Linked DNA regions of Homo sapiens: region 2 is linked to region 1. Evidence: chromatin contacts called from ENCODE Hi-C or POLR2A ChIA-PET data. All regions are on one chromosome and are shown on one strand. Each heading gives the region's core, a stretch centred on a gene start or an enhancer-like site at or near the end of the contact. The rest is flanking DNA. Distances are from core to core; before and after follow the strand shown. Region 1 has its middle 22 kb from the start of DACT1. Region 2 has its middle 75 kb from the start of LINC01500.

Evidence for each region. Hi-C counts contacts between places; a loop is a spot of excess contacts on that map. ChIA-PET counts read pairs that join two places held with the same protein, here RNA polymerase II (POLR2A). Pooled maps may share reads with other maps.
Region 2: a loop to region 1 is called in a map of left cardiac atrium, with 1.9 times the contacts of the local background. The contact joins two enhancer-like sites. A Hi-C loop is called at or near these places in 1 of 168 maps with a recorded cell type or tissue (left cardiac atrium) and 4 of 50 pooled maps. POLR2A ChIA-PET finds 5 or more read pairs at or near these places in 3 of 52 experiments (A673, WTC11 and activated T-cell).

The regions. Positions count from the first base shown.
Region 1 is chr14:58,658,284-58,662,032 of GRCh38, forward strand. No RefSeq gene overlaps it. Among named protein-coding and RNA genes, the nearest start is that of DACT1, 22 kb to the left of the region's middle. Within about 2 kb of position 1,653, at least 4 of the 41 ENCODE cell types and tissues checked have a DNase peak (open chromatin) inside an H3K27ac peak, as active enhancers do.
Region 2 is chr14:58,751,077-58,754,825 of GRCh38, forward strand. No RefSeq gene overlaps it. Among named protein-coding and RNA genes, the nearest start is that of LINC01500, 75 kb to the right of the region's middle. RefSeq lists enhancers at 926-1,648, 1,695-1,989. Within about 2 kb of position 1,860, at least 22 of the 41 ENCODE cell types and tissues checked have a DNase peak (open chromatin) inside an H3K27ac peak, as active enhancers do.

The sequences.
Region 1 (3,749 bases), core at 403-2,902:
TGTCCCCCAGGCTGGAGTACAGTGGTGCGATCTTGGCTTACTGCAACCTCCACCTCCCGGGGTTCAAGCGATTCTCCTGCCTCTGCCTCCCGAGTAGCTGGGACTACAGGTGTACGCCAACACATCCAGCTAATTTTTGTATTTTTAGTGGAGATGGGGTTTCACCATGTTGGCCAGGCTGGTCTTGAATGCCTGACCCCAAATGATCCACCCACCTCGGCCTCCCAAAGTGCTGGGATTACAGGTGTGAGCCACCGTGCCCGAATTTTGCCACTTGCTTTTTAAAGTTAAGAATATCTGCTATTTAAATGCATTTTGTCTTATCTAATATCCAGTCTATGATCACATTTTTCCCAATTGTTTAGAGGAGCTTTTAGAAACAAATTTAATATTCTAAATTAAAAAAATTCATCCAAAAATTAAATATCAAGCTTTGATAACTAAGGATGTTATTTTAAATATTCACTTGATTTGATTTGGGGATTTATTTCATGGGAGGTCTTTGGAAGGCCTAAAAGTTGGTATTGATAATCCCATGGTCAATCTGTCACATAGATTGATTCTGATCATGGCTGTAGAGTTACCAAAATTACAAATGAACTGCCTGGGTTCTGGTGAATCCAGGGACTGAAAGGAGACATTCTGTCAGTAAGTTTCTAATAGAAATGAAAAAATATATGAGAGGAAGGTAATAATATTTGTATTTGTAGCATTTTACTTTCTTTCGAATACCTCATACCTCATGCAACATGTGAATAGGGTTCACCTTGGGAGCAAGTTAGGACCTTTGGAAAGGGCCTAGGTACTTGCTGGCCATTAGAGTGGATCCCATAAATGAGTTTTGAGTTTTGTCCTCCAAATAATATCCCATGTTAGCCAAGAGTTACAATTCTTCCAAAAGAGCCACAACTAGTTAAAGAGAAAGATTCTTTTTCCAGTAACTCATCAATTGACATTTAGAGGAAAGGATTTAGGAGGCTAAAAATATGGCTCATTGCCTAAGACACACAAATTTCACTCTTAAGAAACAAATTTCTGGAAAAGCGGTACTATTAGATTCAGATAAATGTACCTAATTTTCCTTTTGCCTCCCTACTTAAGTTTTTAAATATAAAAGTAATCTAAACCTATACATTACATAAAATTTAACAAATATACAGAAAAGGCAAATCACCATTTACTTTCCTAATCAAACAATCATTAGCATTTTGCTATGGTTCCTCTAAGTATTTTTTTCTATGCATATGCCATAGTTACTATCTCATATATATATATGAGATTTATATATTTATACATATATGCTTACACATAAGTACATACCATATGTCCATATGTATGTACATATATGTAAGCATATATGTACACTTACTTATACATACACATAATTCCTTATATATGTCACATGTACTACATATACATAAACATATATGCTTGCATTAGTCAAGGATTTTCTTAGATTACTATAGTCTTTCTAATCAGTATTTTGTAGTTGTTACATCCTATTTTATTGCAGTATTCAATTATTTATCCATTCCCCTCTCGATGGAAATTTTTCTTGTTTCTATTTAGGACCCAGTGTCTACTGGCCCACCCACTGACTGGGACTGAGATGCTCCGCGGAGGCTTCTTCCTTCTCTTCCCCACCCATTCTCAGGGCATATCTCCAGGATCCACATTCTGGAACATTCCCTTGGGGGGCCTGATCTCAGGGGTCAAGCTTTGTTTTGGCTCTCTTGCTTGGCCCTACCCCGATGTACTTGACATCTTGAACTTTTTCTTCTTGTAAGTCTGCCTTGCCAGGAATTTGGACTTAAAATCTCCTTTCTTCTCCGCTTCTTTCCAATCCTGTCTGCCTCTTCCCGGCTAGTCCTGGGTTTATAGATCTGTGCTTGAGCCAGAGTGCTAGGCCTTAGCTCACCATTGGACGGAAGGAAAAGGTCACTAAATCTCTAGTTTCTGCCTATAAATAACACTGGGATGAACTTTTTTGGTTAAGATTTCCCCCCCATATTAAGGATTATTTTCTTAGAATAGAATCCCAGAAATGGAACTACTGAATGTGATTATTTTTAAGACTGTTAATATTTATTGTTGAATGAATGTAGCTAATATTTATTAACCTTTTCTGAGACATTATCTCATTTAATTCTCACAACAGTCCTATACACGTTCCTATTATGGATAAGGAAATAGAGGGCTGGACATGGTAGCTAACGTGTGTAATCCCAGCACTTTGGGAGGCAAAGGTGGGAGGATTGCTTGAGTCCAGGAGTTCAAGACACCATTCTGGGCAACATAGAGAGACATAAATAAATAAATAAATAAATAAATAAATAAATAATTAGCCAGGTGTGGTGGTGCAAACCTGTGGTCCTGGCAACCGAGGAGGCTGAGGTGGGAGGATTGCTTGGGCCCAGGAGGTCAAGGCTGCAGTGAGCCATGATCATGTCACTGTACTTCAACCTAAGTGACAGAGTGGGACCCTGCCTCAAAAAAAAAAAAAAAAGAAAGAAATAGAAAAATGGGGGTTTGTGTAACACTACAATTCATTATTTTGGGCTGTCATCATTTTTCATTATATTTTAAAAGGTATCAATAGAACTTTGTTAATGTGTTTATTTTTGGGGGGCAGAGTGTATGGTAATGGAAGTTTGGTTAAATAATTTTCTTTCTTTTAAAAAACAGTTGTGATTCTTTTTTTGAGCATTAGTCATACAAAGATTTTCAGATTTTTTTTTTTTTTTTTTTTTTTTTTTTTTTTTTTTTTTTTGAGATGGAGTCTCACTCTCTTGCCCAGGCTGGAGTGCAGTGGTGCGATCTTGGCTCACCACAACCTGCACCTCCTAGGATCAAGCCATTCTCCTGCCTCAGCTTCCCGAGTACTACAGGGACTACAGGTGCGTGCCACTATGCCTGGCTAATTTTTGTATTTTTATTTATTTATTTATTTATTTTTTGAGATGGAGTCTCACTCTGTTGCCCAGGCTGGAGTGCAGTGGCGTGACCTCGGCTTACTGCAACCTCCACCTCCTGGGTTCAAGCAATTCTCCTGCCTCACTCAGCCTTCCGGGTAGCTGGGATTACAGGAATGTGCCACTACACCTGGCTAATTTTTTTGTATTTTTAGTAGAGACGGGGTTTCACCATATTGGCCAGGCTGGTCTCGAACTCCTAACCTTGTGATCCTCCCACCTTGGCCTCCCAAAGTGCTGGGATGACAGGCATGAGCCACTGTGCCCGGCCGATTTTTCTATTTTTAATAGAGATGGGGTTTCGTTATGTGGCTAGGCTGGTCTCAAATTCCTGACCTTGTGCTCCTCCTGCCTCGGTCTCCCAAAGTGCTGGGATTATAGGTGTGAACCACCGCGCCCGGCCGAATTTCAGATTTATAAACAAAATCAGTTTAATACTAAAGGATAAACAGTAGGGCTCATTGTGAACTCATTCATCCAATATTTCAGCACCTACCTGTTCAGTGCTACTGTGTAGCACTGTGTTAGGAGCTGTGTGGATACTGCACTAGAACAAAGCTTTACAAGGGGAGAGGCTCTGCTTTGTTCAGTGCTGCATTTCCAGAGCCAGGACAGTGCTTGGCACGCAGTGAATATTCAGGAAATCATTTCAGAATGAATGAAAATATGGTCATGCACTGTTTTTACCAGTTACGGTGAGTTCAGCTGTGGGTGACAGAAACCCCTAAATTACAATGGCTTAAACTGGATGTAAGTTTGTTTTTCACATGAAATAAA
Region 2 (3,749 bases), core at 610-3,109, 93 kb after region 1:
GGCAGCACTGACGCTCCAGCCCCCTGCTGCCTTGGCTGCCTCTGGACTTTGGGCACTGGTAAGCATGGGAGGGAGCCTGAGTGGGGGCTAAGGGCGGCTCTGCATGGGCCTTTAGGTGTCCCTCAGCATGAATAGCCTGGGTGACAGCAGGAGGCAGACAGGCTCCTGGGTGGAAAGGAGTGGGTCCCTAGTGAAGCTCTACCTTCGAGCTGGGGAAGGCCTGAAGCCTGACGGCCAGGCTGCCGGCCCCACAGACCAGAGTGGGAACTTACGGTACTTTTTCCAGGCCCACCCATGGCCACCCACGGACCAATCAGTAGGCACTTCTTCCTCTCTGAAGTCCATAAAAACCCCAGACTCAGACAGACTCAAGGAGATGACAGGACAACCTGCCTGCAGAGAGGAGCTCCCCACTCCAGGGTCTCCTCTCTGTTGAGAACTGAACACTCATCGGGACGCCCTGCCTGTGGAGAGGAGCTACCCAATGCAGGTCTCCTCTGAGCTGTTCTGTCACTCAATAAAGCTCCTCTTTGCCTTGCTAACTGTCCACTTTTCCCTGTACCTCATTCTTCCTGGATGCAGGACAATAACTCAGGACTCACTGAATGGTGGGGCTGAAAGAGCTGTAACACAAACAAGGCTGAAACACACCCCTTGCTCACCACACTGTGGGTGACAAGGAGAGAAGAGAGAAGGAGAGAAGAGTTGCGGCCCTTCAGGGAGCCCAGACCTAGGATCTCCCCCAGCCAGGGCTGTGACACCCTCTTTGGGGCTCTGCGGTTCCTGGTGTCTTCAAGCTTCTGAGCACCACTGGATTCCCCAGTGCCAGCTATGGAAGCTGCTTATGGTACACCTGGGCTGGCACCTGGAGCTGTCTGCCCCACCCACCACCAGCATGCCTGGCTGTGCACAGTGGCCGGACCCCATGCTTGCTCACTCATATACCCCTTACCGCTCCACTCGCTCTTGGCAGGTATGAGATCCAGGCCAGTAGAGCGAGCTGAGTGCAGCCTGCCAGGCTAAGTGGGCAGTACAAGCCCAGCAGGCCTGAGGAAAACTTGGGCAAAGGTGCCATTGGCCCTGTGGCTTTCAGCTGGACAAGCAACACCTCAAGAATCCCGTGACATTACTATAGTGGCCATTTGACAGATGAGGAAACCATGGCTCAGAAAAGTTAAGTACCTTGCCCGAAGTTACCTATTTGGATAGAGAAGGAGGTATATTAACCTCAACTGAAAGCCTGGCTTGGCTAAGGTCCCTCTGAATGGCTTGCTGTTATTAGAATTAGCGGGAACGGGGGCCTAGTACTAGCTGATGGAGAAGAGGCTCATACTAAACTGAGGATCCTTTGAGCTACAAAAAGCTGGGCACGTGAGCTATAGTCATTGCCATTGGCAGCTGGAGTCCATCCCGATCCCAAGGCTGGGACTCAAGCCACAAATGACCTGCTTCAAAGTATTTCTTAATTCAAATTAGGAATACTTTCATTCAGTCCATAAACAAGTCCATTAAATTATGAGTGTGGCTGTTCCATCTAAACAATCAGAAGTAATGCCTCTCACACTAAAGCACCTACTGCATTTTGAGGAATGAAAAATTTGCCTCTTAGCTAAATATATGACAGAATGTGATGTTTTAATGAAAACCTTGGTACAATTATTGTGAATCCAGTCCTTATCCTGAGCTCAGAATATGGCCCAAACTCTTTTCGGTTCTATTCATACTTTCAGCTAAGTGTCAGGATTCAGGGCATGCCCATAGCAAAGGCTGGGCTCAGTCACAGCAACAATAGAAAACGCAGTTCCAAGCAAAAGGCAGGAGCAGGCGTGTTGCTGGCAGACAGCCGACTTGGCAGGCAGTGGCGGGGCACCTTCCGGGAACTTTGCTCAACAGTCCAAGTGACCCCGAGAGTCCTATGAGAGAAGCTCAGAAAATCAGAAGCAGAGGGTCACATTTGATCAGTCCACAGTGTCTTCTGAGGAAAGGCCATCACATGTTTTACGGGGAGGCTGGCACCCATGTTACCAGTTCCTGTTTTTCTGTTAAATGTTACTGTTTAACAGAATAACCTTCCTGGTGCTGACTTGACCGACAAAAATAAATTTAAGGAGATATTAAACTGTTGAGAGTCAAGTGTAGAAGAGGAAGGGGAAATTCTTACAACCAATTGCAACTATGTATCCGAAAGCAAGGGGGCCAGAAGCTTTGTATTTTAATTGCAAATTTAAAAATTCCCAATCTTGTGATTTTCTTCCAAAGCAGTTGTTACTCAGCTCCTAACACTTCTCGTATTCTACACGTCTTTAATCACTCTTTTCACTTTTGCCTCAGGGAAGCAATATCCAATTTACGAACATGTTTTTTTCTAAAAGATTATTTGTAAACTGGTTATTGGGAACTAAAAATACATTTTTCCATAGAAGTTATAACGTTGTAAATAGCAGTTAAAATCTCAACAGACTCTTCATACAGTAAAACTCATTAATAATAATATACAGCTATTACTATAAGGAAGTGAGTTCCTCATTCTAATTCTAAATTGAGCCTCTACCTAATCAATTAACTCCTGTGGGCTCATGATTGTTCTAATCAAAAATAAGAGAACAGGCCAGGCATGATGGCTGATGCCTATAGTCTCAGTGCTTTGGGAGGCTGAGATGAGAGGATTGCTTGAAGCCAGAAGTTCGAGACCAGCCTGAACAATACCGTGAGACCCTATCTCTACAAACAATAAAAATTATCTGGGTGTGGTGGCATATATTTGTAGTACTAGATACTTGAGAGACTGAAGAAGGAGGACCCCTTGAGCCCAGGAGTTTAAGGCTGCAGTGAGCTATGGTTGTGTCACTGCACTCCAAACAGAGGAAGGTCCTGTCTCTAATAACAATAATAAAAATAGAACTATTCAAATCAAGAAATATCAAGTGTTTGTGTGGAATGCAACTTAAGCTCAATATTATAATGTCACACAGAATGGCATGAAGGCAATTAGGCCAGGGTCCGGGGGCGAGGGTGACTTCAGCTAGGCTTTGAAGAATGATTCAGATTTGAATTGGTGGAGGAAAAAGGGAAGATCATTTCAGGCAAAATGAGTAAAAATATGGAAATAGGAAGAATCCTGGATGGAAAATGAGATGTGGTAATGGGGATATGCTGGAGAAACTAAAGCTTTGTATGGAGAGTAGAACAGCCTTGGGACAGCTGAGCATTTGGACTGCCTCAAATGAGGAATTTGGAATTTAAAGAAAGAAGGTGTTTAATAAATATTTGTTGAATGAATGAAAGGATGTCTTATTTATATTATACTTTGGTTCCTAGCCTTCTCTCCCCCTGATTTATTTTATCTCACTGTCTTCTCCTATTTCTTTCTTCTCAGGCCTCTTGAACCTTCTAGTTGTTTTTTTCCCAGCATATATAAAACTTTCTCCATCTTCCTACACAAGTGAGCAGGAGCATTTCCATGATTCTTAATTAAATCCAGTAGTTTTTGGAAATCCTGCTAAGGAGGCGTTACATCTCCATTTGCTGGCTCTTCATTCCTATTACAGGCCTCCTCCTCTCCCCACTGTGAGCCTGGGAGGGAGTGCACATGGGCGTCTTCAAGGTTTCTAAGTAGGCTGCTCAGCAGTGGGCTCCTCTGGCAGATCCCCAGCAACCCAGAGCCCTGAAGTTTTGCCCATATGCATGACAGATTTTATTTGATTTGTTTATATATTTTTTGAGACAGAGTCTCACTCTGTGGCCCAGGC